2 separate regions of the Homo sapiens genome follow, and region 2 is linked to region 1. Evidence: chromatin contacts called from ENCODE Hi-C or POLR2A ChIA-PET data. All regions are on one chromosome and are shown on one strand. Each heading gives the region's core, a stretch centred on a gene start or an enhancer-like site at or near the end of the contact. The rest is flanking DNA. Distances are from core to core; before and after follow the strand shown. Region 1 holds the start of UBTD2 (ubiquitin domain containing 2). Region 2 overlaps SH3PXD2B (SH3 and PX domains 2B).

Region 1 (5,602 bases), core at 2,986-5,485:
TTTCAGTTAGGTGGAATAGGCATTAGTGACCTACTGCACAGAATGGTGACTATAATAATGCACTGTATACTTCCGAATCGTTAACAGAGTAGATCTTAAATGTTTTCACCACAAAAAAGAGAAGCACGTGGACGGGGCGCAGTGGCTCGGGGCACGGTGGCTCACGCCTGTAATCCCAGCACTTTGGGAGGCGAAGGTGGGCAGATCACGAGGTCAGCAATTTGAGACTAGCCTGGCCAACATGGCGAAACCCCATTTCTACTAAAATTACAAAAATTAGCTGGGCGTGGTGGCAGGCGCCTGTAATCCCAGTAACTTGGGAGGCTGAGGCAGGAGAATCGCTTGAACCCAGGAGGCAGAGGTGGCAGTGAGCTCAGATTGTGCCACTGCACTCCAGCCTGTGCAACAACAAGACTACGTCTCAAAAAAAAAAAAGACAAATACGTGAGGTGATGGATTTGTTAATTAGCCTAGTCATTCCACATTGTAAACATGTATCTAAACATCACACTGTGACCTCATAATACAGTTATTTGTCAATTAAAAATAAACTGGTGAAATACATGGTATATGAATATCTTAATAAAGATACTATAAAACAGTAGAAAAGCACATGTGCACACACACACACACACACACAAAGAAGGAATTGTTTTGATAGAAAGTGCTATGCAGTCAGTTTTTTTTTTTTGGAGTCAGTCTTGCTCTGTGGCCCAGGCTAAAGTGCAGTGGTGCTATCTCGGCTCACTGCAACCTCTGCCTCCCAGGTTCAAGTGATTCTCCTGCCTCAGCCTTCCGAGTAGCTGGGATTACAGGCACACGCCACCATGCCCAGCTAATTTTTGAATTTTTAGTAGAAACGGGGTTTCACCACGTTGGTCAACCTGGTCTCAAACTCCTGACCACAGGCGGTCTGCCCGCCTCAGCCTCCCAAAGTGTTGGGATTATAGGCCGAAGCCACTGTGCCTGCCTGCAGTAAATTTAGATAGATGATGCTAGACATGAAATAAAGAGTTGATGAAAAGCCCCACAGAGTTTGGAGCATTATTTTTGGCCCAATTTTACAGGTGAGGAAACTGAACTCCACATAAACTTTTTTTTTTTTTTTTTTTTAGATGGAGTCTCACTCTATCGCCCAGGTTGGAGTGCAGTGGCAAGATCTCAGCTCACTACAACCTCCGCCCTCCGGGTTCAAGCTATTCTTCTGCCTCAAACTCCCAAGTAGCTGGGACTACAGGTGCGAGCCACCACGCCTGGCTAATTTTTTTTTTTTTTTTTTTTTTTTTGAGATGGAGTCTCGCTCTGTTGCCCAGGCTGGAGTGCAGTGGCGCGATCTCTGCTCACTACAAGCTCCGCCTTCCGGGTTCACGCCATTCTCCTGCCTCAGCCTCCTGAGTAGCTGGGACTACAGGCGCCTGCCACCACGCCCGGCTAATTTTTTGTATTTTTAGTAGAGACGGGGTTTCACCATGTTAGCCAGGATGGTCTCGATCTCCTGACCTTGTGATCCGCCTGCCTCAGCCTCCCAAAATGCTGGGATTACAGGCATGAGGCACCACGCCCAGCCTAATTTTTGTATTTTTAATAGAGATGGGATTTCACCATATTGGCCAGGCTGGCCTCCAACTCCTGACCTCGTGATCCGCCCGCCTCGGCCTCCCAGAGTGCTAGGATTACAGGCATGAACCACCGTGCCCGGCCAAACTTTCTTTTTTCTTTTTTTGAGACAGGGTCTCGCTCTGTCACCCACACTGGAGTGCAGTGGCGCGATCACAGCTTACTGTAGCCTCCACCTCTCTGGATTCAGGTAATTCTCCCACCTCAGCCCCCTGAGTAGCTGGGACTACAGGCGCTCACCACCACGCCCCGCTAATTTTTAAAATTTTTTCGTAGAGACAGGGTCTCCCTATGTTGCTCAGGCTGGTCTGAAACAGCTGGGCTCAAGTGAGCTTCCCACCTCAGCCTCCCAAGGTGCTGGGATCACAGGCGTGAGCCACCATGTCTGGCAGAAACTTCAGACCATATAGCTAGTACACGATGAAAGCCAGATTCCAATCCAGGAAGTTAATCGCCAAGCTGGGGCCCTGACTGCGACACTACTCTGCCTCCTGGGAAATGTGTCTCTAAGATAAAGGCAGGGTGGAGAACATCTATTGCTGAGAATCTCTCCCCGAGATTGCTCTCTCTTCCTAGTGCCAACTCCTCAGTGCTCATCGGAGAGCCCTCATCATTTGGGTGCCTACCATCTGTTTAATAGACATCGTGGAAGTCTTGGTTTCTGCAATTTCTAGAGTGAAATTCAGGACAAAGCAATCTCTTTGCAAATATTCGGCATGCAGCTTCTCTTCTTCAGGGAAGTGATGAAGTGATGTGTCTGCCAACGTGTATAGTTAGTTGAAAATGATCAGACAGAAGGCTTTGTGACACAGCCCCTGATGTCAGAGCAACCTCTGAAAACTCATAATAACATCGATGGCATAAGCTCTTTTTGGAATGTTCAGGACCACAACTGAGGACAATACTAATTCTTCAGGATGAGTTTAATATAGCAGATTTCTATATCTCACGACATTTCTGTGTTTTAACCTAAGTGTAGGTTTTGCTTGTCTACTGTCTTTTTATCAAATGAATACAGAGATCTAAATCTTTGTATAATAGCTTGATCTATTTCTGTGAGCTAGATTTCCAGATGTGGAATAATCCCGAGTCAAAGGATATGAACATTTTTAAGGCTCTTGATCTGCATTGCCAAATTGCTTTGCAAAAAAGATTGAACCAATTTACACTCCCACCAGCAATGTATGAGAATATATTTAAATGCAAATCCCAAGCTGCAGAGCATCTCTTTCTTAGGTATTTCAACTTAAAAAATTTTTTTTCGTGCTAAGCAAAAGCTGACCCAGGATGTTAAAAAAAGAAAGTCTGATATAAAAATGGAGCAGATAGTTAAAACAGCTTCTTAGGCAGAAATAAGCTTTAGAAAGTCCCAAGCAGGATGATAACAATTTTAAGGCATCATAGCACGAAGCACAATTCTAAAGGGACCATTAACAATTTGGCTGAGATTGGAAAAGTAACCGCCAAGAATGTTGGGCGTGGTCAATGTCCCAAATTCTAGATTCGAAAAGGCAGGGTGTTTCACTCATTTACACTTCACTTTGGCCTAAGGACGATTTAAGATACCCAAAGGCAGGATCTTGATAAGTAGTATTGTTTGAATCATTAATCCCGTGAAAATGAAAGAAACCCACGCCCCCTGAACTAAGGTCAGCGTTTATCTCTTCTTTCCAGGCGTTCCATCAGGACGCCTCGCCTCTAATCTCAGTTTGGTTTGCCACAACCACTGCCTCCACCCCTAATAATGGGGCCCCATGATTTTAGGGAAGACGGGGGTGGGCAGGCAAGAGGAAGCCCAGATTCGGGGTACCAACCCACGGAGCGCCATACAAATTCAAAGGGCGCTGGGACCTCAACGTTCGGCCAGGACACTCTCCCCCGAGCCCCCGTTATTTGGGAAACCGCCCCGTCCCCGCCTGCGAGTCTTCCACGACTACTTCTCGGTTCCCCCGTGCGACCCGCTTCCACCAGCAAGAAGGAGCCGACGGCCGAGGAGCCAGGAACTCGATTTCGCCCCTTCCCACTCCTCTTTTCTCACTTTTGTTCGGCTTTTTCCTGCTTTCCCTCCCTTCTTCCCTCTCCTTTCTTCTTCCCGTCCTCCCTCTCTCCTCCTCCCCTCGCCTCCAGTCCTCCCCCCGCCTGCAGTCCTCCCCCCACCTAGCCCCCTGCGTCCCCTCCCCCGCCTCACCCTCGCCCCGCTCCGCTCGCAGCCCCGCCCGCAGCCAATCAGAGCGCGGCCTCCGGTGGCCCCGCCCTTCTCCGGCGATTCCGGGCGGGCCGGGCCGAGCCCAGGCCGTGGGTGCGGAGGGCGGCGCCGCGGGCCGGGGGCCGATGGGTCCTGGCGGACGCGAGGCGCCGGCGCGGGGCTCGCCTGGACTCGGGTGTGCGGGGCTGTGAGGGGGCGAGGCGGGCGCTGCGGCCCGCCCGGGATGGGCCAGCCCTGGCCTGGCGGGGCTGAGCCGAAGGCGAGGGCGGCGCGCGGGCCAGGCCTGCCGGGCGGGCGGCCCGGGGGTTGAGGTAGAAGTGGGCGCGGAGGAAGGGGCCGAGCCAAGGCGGTGGGTGGAGCGGCGAGGGGGGCGGAGGCTGGGCCGCGGCGGGCGAGCGGAGCGGCGCGCCTGTCCGGAGCTCGGCGGTGGCGCCGGAGGAGGCTGCAGCGGCGGCGGCGGCGGGCCCGGACGAGCGTCCGGAGGTGGCGGACGAGGCGCCGGGGGCCCCCATGGGCGGGTGTGTGGGCGCCCAGCACGACTCCTCGGGCAGCCTCAACGAGAACTCGGAGGGCACCGGAGGTAGGTGAGCGCCAGGGGGCAGCCTCGGCCCCCCATTGTTCCCGGCCAGGCCCGGCCACCTGTCCCGACCCCCGCGGGCCGCGCCGGGCCCCCGCGCCCCTTTGTCATCCCCTCTTCCACGTCATTCCCCGCGCTCCGCTTCCGGCTGTCCTGCCAGCCGCGGGGGTCGCCCCTTCCCGCCCCAGCCCTGAAGAAAAGTCCTCTGAGCGCCGGGGACGTAGCCCTTGGCCTCGCCGACCGCCCCGCTCGGCTCGGGGAAGTCGGACCCGAAGCTGCCCTTCTGGCCACCTCACTCCCTCTCCAGGCCGTTTAATTATTGAGGATCAGGATGGCGGCGCCGGGGTTGCAGAAAAGCGAATTGATGGCGGGGGGAGGGAGCTTGATGCGTTCCCTCCGACGGGCCCCGCCACATCTTTCCGCACCCTTCCTTGTTCTGTGGAGTTGGCTGGTCTCAGCTTTCCTGAGTTTCAGATGACAGCTGCCCCGGTTGGTTCCAGATTGGCCATTTAAACCTGCGAGTTTCTGGAGCTCGGCTGGAGGAGTCTCCAGTGGCCGCAGGCATTGTATTAAGGAGGGGTGGGGAAACGGTCTTCCCGGGTAAAACGTGGCTCCTAGCTAGAGCTTGGGGGTGTTAGGCCGGTGTGCTGTCGGGGTGGGCTAATCACATTCCCATCTGTCTTACGTAGAAGGAAAATATGTAGGATAAAAGTACAAGTGCAGTTGGACCCTGACTTACCCCACCCAGTAAGATCAGTACTTTAAAAGTTTTCTAACACGGGAACGCACTCCTACTTTATAGTAAAAGCGTGCTGAGGATAGGTATTTTAATTCAATCAGTAGTAGTTGTAGTATGGCAGTATAATAATAAAATTAGTTCTATCTTTATTTAAGTGACCTTTGGTTACGTCCATTCTGTAGAATATTTTAGTGATAAACAGCCTTTAGGCAAAGATGACAGCGTTGGTTTGATTTGTGACCTAATGTTAGCTGCCTTAAAATGTGCATGTCTGTAAATTTTTAAATTGTTTGGGTATGGGAGGGTTTACAACTTTTTCGTAGCATACTAACATTTAGACCAGTTGCTTGCCCTGTCACTTAAGCTCTCTTCACAAACCATGTACACCTAAGTTTTTTGGCTAATGGATTTCCTGAATTCCATGATGGTTAGCCATGCCACTTTATTAAAATCTGTGGGTATC
Region 2 (5,624 bases), core at 2,651-5,150, 120 kb before region 1:
AGAAGAAGAACCAGAAATATTTGACAACAGCGTTAATGACTTCCGCAGCCCAGCTTTAATCCATAAAATAACGCTGCAAGTCAGTGTCCTTATGGCAGACTTAAAGATGAGGTCCTAAAAGGTTTTGTCACTTTCCTAAGACCCCATGGGGAGTAAGAAGCAGATCCTCGTGATTTTGTATGCCAAATCCGATATTTCACATGAAGTCCCTGAAGCTTTCAGAGATACGTTTATGGTACTATGAAAGGTTTTTGTTTTGGGGACTCTGCCCTCTTGTACCTCTACCCCCACAGCAGCCTACACCTCCCTCTCTTTGCACCACCTTTTAATGATCAGTTCTCTTCTCAGTCCCCTCTCTAGATTATGAATCTTTTCCTCGCTGTCTCCTGTTCCTCTAGCACAGAGCCAGGCCCAAAGCTATCTGTTGAGCCGACCTGAAGAATTCTTCCTGGGTCAGGGGAATATAGTGCCCTCATAAGCATGAACCGAACCACATTGATTGGATGCTAATGATTTATTCCTTACCTCAACCCAGAAATACTTAGGAGCAGGATGACCTGCTGTCCATGAAATCCTGGTGGCCCTGAGAGTGTTGTTCACGTTTCAGATCCTGTGGATGGAGAACCCCAGGAAAGCCGGGAATGGTCTCTCCTAACTCTGAACCTTCACAAATCTGGCGGCTGTGGATATAAACATTGTTTTCATGGGGTTTCTAGGTCCAACTGAAATTGCCTTTCCCATTAGTTTGGGTTTCTGGAAAGCTGAACGCAGTGAACTTTTAGTATATCACATCACATATTTCACATAATTTCTTTAAAATGTCCTAGATGATGTTTAGTGCATTATGAAAGGTTTTTGTTTTTGGTATTCGCCCCCCACTTAGATGCAGATGTTGGACAAATTTCCCATGGAAGGAGGACAGAAGGACCCCAAGCAGCGGATCATCCCCTTTCTGCCAGGTAGGTGAGATGGGTGCTCTCAGACTGGGACACTGGGGGCTCTGTTACAGTTCCCAGAGCCCTTGGGACAGTTTATCAGCTTGTCTTCCTTTATCAGGGGACACCATCCCACTGACCAGAATCTCAGCCATTTGTAGAAATTAACCCATTTATGCCGGAGGTTGCAATTTTTTGTATTTTTACATGAGTGAAAAATCAGACCTTGGCAGTGACCTTGAGCAGTAATATATAAATAATTCCCACAGGCTTAGCATTCCAATAATGGAACACTAGGCATAAGTGGGTTAATGACTGAGTACTTGGGTTTTGGCATTAGATGCTACACCATTTACTAGCTGATGAATGACTTTGAGAAGACCCTTTACCTCTGGGATCCTCAGTTTCTCCCATCTCTAAAATGGGAATAATTCGAACTCAGAAAGTTTTTCTAGTGAGTGCTTTCTGTTTCTATAACTATGGTATTCGTTTTCTATTCTTACATAACAAATTACCACCAATTTAATAGCTTAAAACACCCATGTGTTACCTCACAGGTCTGTGGGCCAAAAATCCAGGCAGGGTTTTTGGCCCAACTGGGTTCTGCTCAAGGTCTCATGAGGCTGAAGTCAAGATGTCAGCTGAGCCAAGCTCTTATCTGGAAGACCTACAGAAAAGTCTACTTCCAGCCTCCACGTAGATTGTTGGCAGAGTTCAGCTCGTCAGAGCTATAGGACCAAGATCTGTTTCCGTGCTGGCTGCCACCCTCTCATCCTCTAAAAGCTTCCCACATCCCTCATCACAGGAGCCCTCTCCATCTCCCAGCCAACAGTGGGGCAGCAAATCTGACTAGGGCTTCAGATCCCTCTGACTTTGCCTTCTGCCACCGGTCAGGGAAAGCTGTCTGCTTTTAAGGACTCATACAATTATTACCTGACTAATCCAGGATAATCTCCCTCTTCTAAAGTGAACGGAAGGCATATAATAGCTCGTCACATATACAAGCTTTGGGGATTAGGGCGGCACATCCTTGGGGGATATTTTAGAAAGTTTATGAACCTACCTCACATGGCTACCAGGCAGCACACCAGCTGCTGTGCAGCGTTTAATGCAATTATGCCTAGTCTCTGTTCCCAAGGCAGTCAGTCTCCATCCCTCCAAATTCTTACCAAAGAATACTATCACGGCTTCAGCTCAAAGAGAGGGGTTACCCAAACCAGTGTTACTGCTTCAAGTATAATAATAGCTCCCTACTGTGGGCCAGTCACTCAGTGCTTTACTTTCATTACCTCGTTTGCTCCTCAGAGCAGCCCTGCGGCATAGGCATTACTGCACCCATTTCACAGATGAGGAAAATTGAGGCTCAGGGAACCTATGGGCGCTTGCACAGATGGCAGAACTGGAATTCAGACACAGGTATGGCTGGCTCCAAAATTTGTGCCTGGAGTCAGACAACCTGGGTTCCAATCCCAGCATGCCCCCCTCACCAACTCTGTCACCCTGGGTAGATGACTTCATTTGCAAATTGGAGATAATGATGGTACTAAAATGATGAAGTTGTTATGATGATTCTGTAAATGCCTGGCAGGTCACTAACAGCTATCAAGCACTTACTATGATGATTTTTATGTACTGAAAATCAGCAATCTGACAATCACCCTAAGTCACAGATATTTAGAGCTGGACGGGCCCTTTAGATCCTTTTTCAAGGCCAGGCATGGTGGCTCACACCTGTAATCCTAGCACTTTGGGAAGCCAAGGTGAGTGGATTATCTGAGGCTAGGAGTTTGAGACCAGGCTGGCCAACATGGCAAAACCCCTTCTCTACTAAAAATATAAAAATTAGCTGGGCGTGGTGGCGGGCACCTATAATCCCAGCTACTTGGGAGGCTGAGGCTTGAACCCGGGCAGTGGAGGTTGCAGTGAGCTGAGATTGCACCACTTCAGCCTGGGTGAAAGAGTGAAACTCTATCTCAAAAAAAAATATATATATATATATCTTTTTTCAGCAAAGGGAACAGGTCTAGAGATTGGGGGGACTCCCTGGGTCACACAAGTGCCAGTCTCCCAACCCCCTAGTCCAGAACATAGTGGGTTCTTCAGGTATTAATGTCACTGAATGGGTTTAGAGACAGGGCGCATGTGTTTGCCAGGCCTCCTCCACTGGGAGAATCCTTTACCTAAAAAAGCTAACATTTGTAGTTTCTCCACTGGCAAAGTGTACAACCATGCTGGAATTTTCTTTCCTGCTGGAGAAAACCCCGCTGGCCAGCTGCGGCAGCCAAATGTCAGCGCTCCAAAGCGTGTGCTTCAGAGTCAAACAGACTAGCCTGTGACCTCAAGCAAGCGACATCCCCCTCTGAGCCTCAGTTTCCACATCTGTTAAAAACGGGACAGTGAGCCCTGCTTCACAAGGTCCAGTTCCTGGCACATAGTAGATTATTGGTAAAGGCAGAAACAGGGTCCTGGGACATGCCTTTGGAATCTCTTGGTTTCACATGTTAGAGTCCTCCTTAAATGACCATTCTGGATATTCAAGGTAAACTGGACTCCAAATGTAGCTTTTTTACATCAAGAAAGGAAAGGAAGGCAGTGAGTTCTAACTCTTTACTGGATAAAAGGCAAACTCAGCTCTGGAAAACTACCCAAGACAGAGAAGAACTTGAGCCGACCCTCTCCCAAGCTCTTAAAAGCTTTCATGGTTACGTAATCCATCTCCACCAAAGAATTAATGAAAATGCCGTTCCCAGGGACTTGGTCCCTTCTCAAGGCACCCACTTGTGGCTTGGAGAGGTCCTGCTGGACCCCAGGACCCCGCTGGGCCCCAGGACCCCGGACCACCCCTTCTGAGCCACCTCTTAGCTTTTCCTCAAGGCCGAGGGTGAGGCCAAGGCAGGGAAGCACGAAAGAAGCGCCCCCTCTCCTAGGGGTCAGTTTTCTGCCAAGACTGCCGCGTCAGCAGAACAAAAGCAAGTCTCATGTTAGCACAAAGGCGGGGGAGGGGAGAGCAGCCTGCACAGTTTTCCATCCCAGGAGGAGCTGGGGAAGCCAACTTGGCAGAGGATGCTGCCTGAAAAATAGGAATTACAGTCTGGCCTTCCTCCACAGTGGAAAACAAAAGCCGACCATTCCCACCAAAGGCTGTGCTCGCCTCTGAACACCCTTTCCACTCCAGGAAGGCAATCGGCTCACCCTCCTTCCCTGAGATGCACACAGAAACACCTCATGTCAGGCACAGGCCGGGGCCGCTGCCCATGGCACCTCACCAGGGAGGCCCTGGCCAAGGAGGTGCTGGCTCCCATGCCTACCACTGGCCTCACGGTTCTGCCCCACAGCCAGGGCCTGAGCCACAACTCGGGCTCTGCTGTGGGTAAATGACAAATTGGCCTGCTGGAGGCAGGTTTAAGAAAGCTGGGAGTTGAGGAAAGAACGTGCACTCTGAATTGCAGAGTGCATGAATCATCTAAAGTCTAAAGTAATTGCCCCTTTGCAAGCACCTACTAAGGGCCACCCCGGTGCTGGGTGTCATGGAGACAGCTTCTAAGAGCTAGGGGCTGCTGTCCCATTTCACAGATGAGGAGACTGAGGCTCCGGGAGGTAAATGCCTTCCCCAAAATTCCCCCTATTGGGGGAACCCACCCCCGATAATTCAATGTGGGTCCTTTTCTATTTTCCCTAAGTGTCGGCTGGTCTGAGAAATAAAGGGAAAGAGTACAGAAGAGAGAAATTTTAAAGCTGGTGTCTGGGGGAGACATCACATGTCGGCAGGTTCCGTGATGCCCTGCAAGCCGCAAAACCAGCAAGTTTTTATTAGTGATTTTCAAAAGGGGAGGGAGTGTACGAATAGGGTGTGGGTCACAGAGATCACATGCTTCACAAGGTAATAAAATATCACAAGGCAAATGGAGTCAGGGTGAGATCACAGGACCGGGGCAAAATTTAAATTGCTAATGAAGTTTCGGGCATGCATTGTCATTGATAACACCTTATCAGGAGACAGGGTTTGAGAGCAGACAACGGTCTGACCAAAATTTATGAGGCAGGAATTTCCTCATCCTAATAAGCCTGGGAGTGCTACAGGAGACTGGGGCTTATTTCATCCCTTACATACAACCATAAAAGACAAGACGTTCCCAGAGTGGCCATTTCAGATACCTCCCCCTAGGAATGCATTCTCTTTCTCAGGGCTGTTCCTTGCTGAGAAAAAGAATTCAGCGATATTTCTCCTATTTGCTTTTGAAAGAAGAGAAATATGGCTCTGTTCCGCCCAGCTCTCAGGCAGCCAGACCTAATGGTTATCTCCCTTGTTCCCTCAACATTGCTGTTATCCTGTTCTTTTTTCAAGGTGCCCAGATTTCATGTTGTTTAAACAATTTGTGCAGTTAACGCAATCATCACAGGGTCCTGAGGCGACATACATCCTCAGCTTACGAAGATGATGGGGTTAAGAGATTAAAGTAAAGACAGGCATAGGAAATCAGAAGAATATTGATTGGGGAAGTGATACATGTCCCTGAAATCTTCATGGACATTTGTTGTTCTGTATGTTCAGAGATTGCAGTAAAGACAGGCGTAAGAAATTATAAAAGTATTAATTTGGGGAACTAATAAATGTCCATGAAATCTTCACAATTTATGTTCTTCTGCCACGGCTTCAGCTGGTCCCTTCGTTCGGGGTCCCTGACTTCC

Evidence for each region. Hi-C counts contacts between places; a loop is a spot of excess contacts on that map. ChIA-PET counts read pairs that join two places held with the same protein, here RNA polymerase II (POLR2A). Pooled maps may share reads with other maps.
Region 2: a pooled map shows a loop between it and region 1 (2.6-fold over the local background). The contact joins the enhancer-like site here to the promoter of UBTD2 in region 1. A Hi-C loop is called at or near these places in 1 of 168 maps with a recorded cell type or tissue (ascending aorta) and 11 of 50 pooled maps. POLR2A ChIA-PET finds 5 or more read pairs at or near these places in 2 of 52 experiments (MCF 10A and RWPE1).

The regions. Positions count from the first base shown.
Region 1 is chr5:172,282,397-172,287,998 of GRCh38, reverse strand. UBTD2 (ubiquitin domain containing 2) reads left to right here and starts at 4,235. Exons shown (of 3, transcript NM_152277.3): 1 at 4,235-4,403. The coding sequence starts at 4,334. LOC100288254 (a long non-coding RNA gene) reads right to left here and starts at 2,402. Exons shown (of 2, transcript NR_130933.1): 1 at 2,244-2,402. RefSeq lists enhancers at 2,958-3,557, 3,558-4,158 and a silencer at 3,733-4,642.
Region 2 is chr5:172,401,612-172,407,235 of GRCh38, reverse strand. It overlaps SH3PXD2B (SH3 and PX domains 2B), which reads left to right. Exons shown (of 13, transcript NM_001017995.3): 3 at 884-959. Among named protein-coding and RNA genes, the nearest start is that of SH3PXD2B, 50 kb to the left of the region's middle. Within about 2 kb of position 3,900, at least 18 of the 41 ENCODE cell types and tissues checked have a DNase peak (open chromatin) inside an H3K27ac peak, as active enhancers do; they include ascending aorta, where a contact is called at or near this core.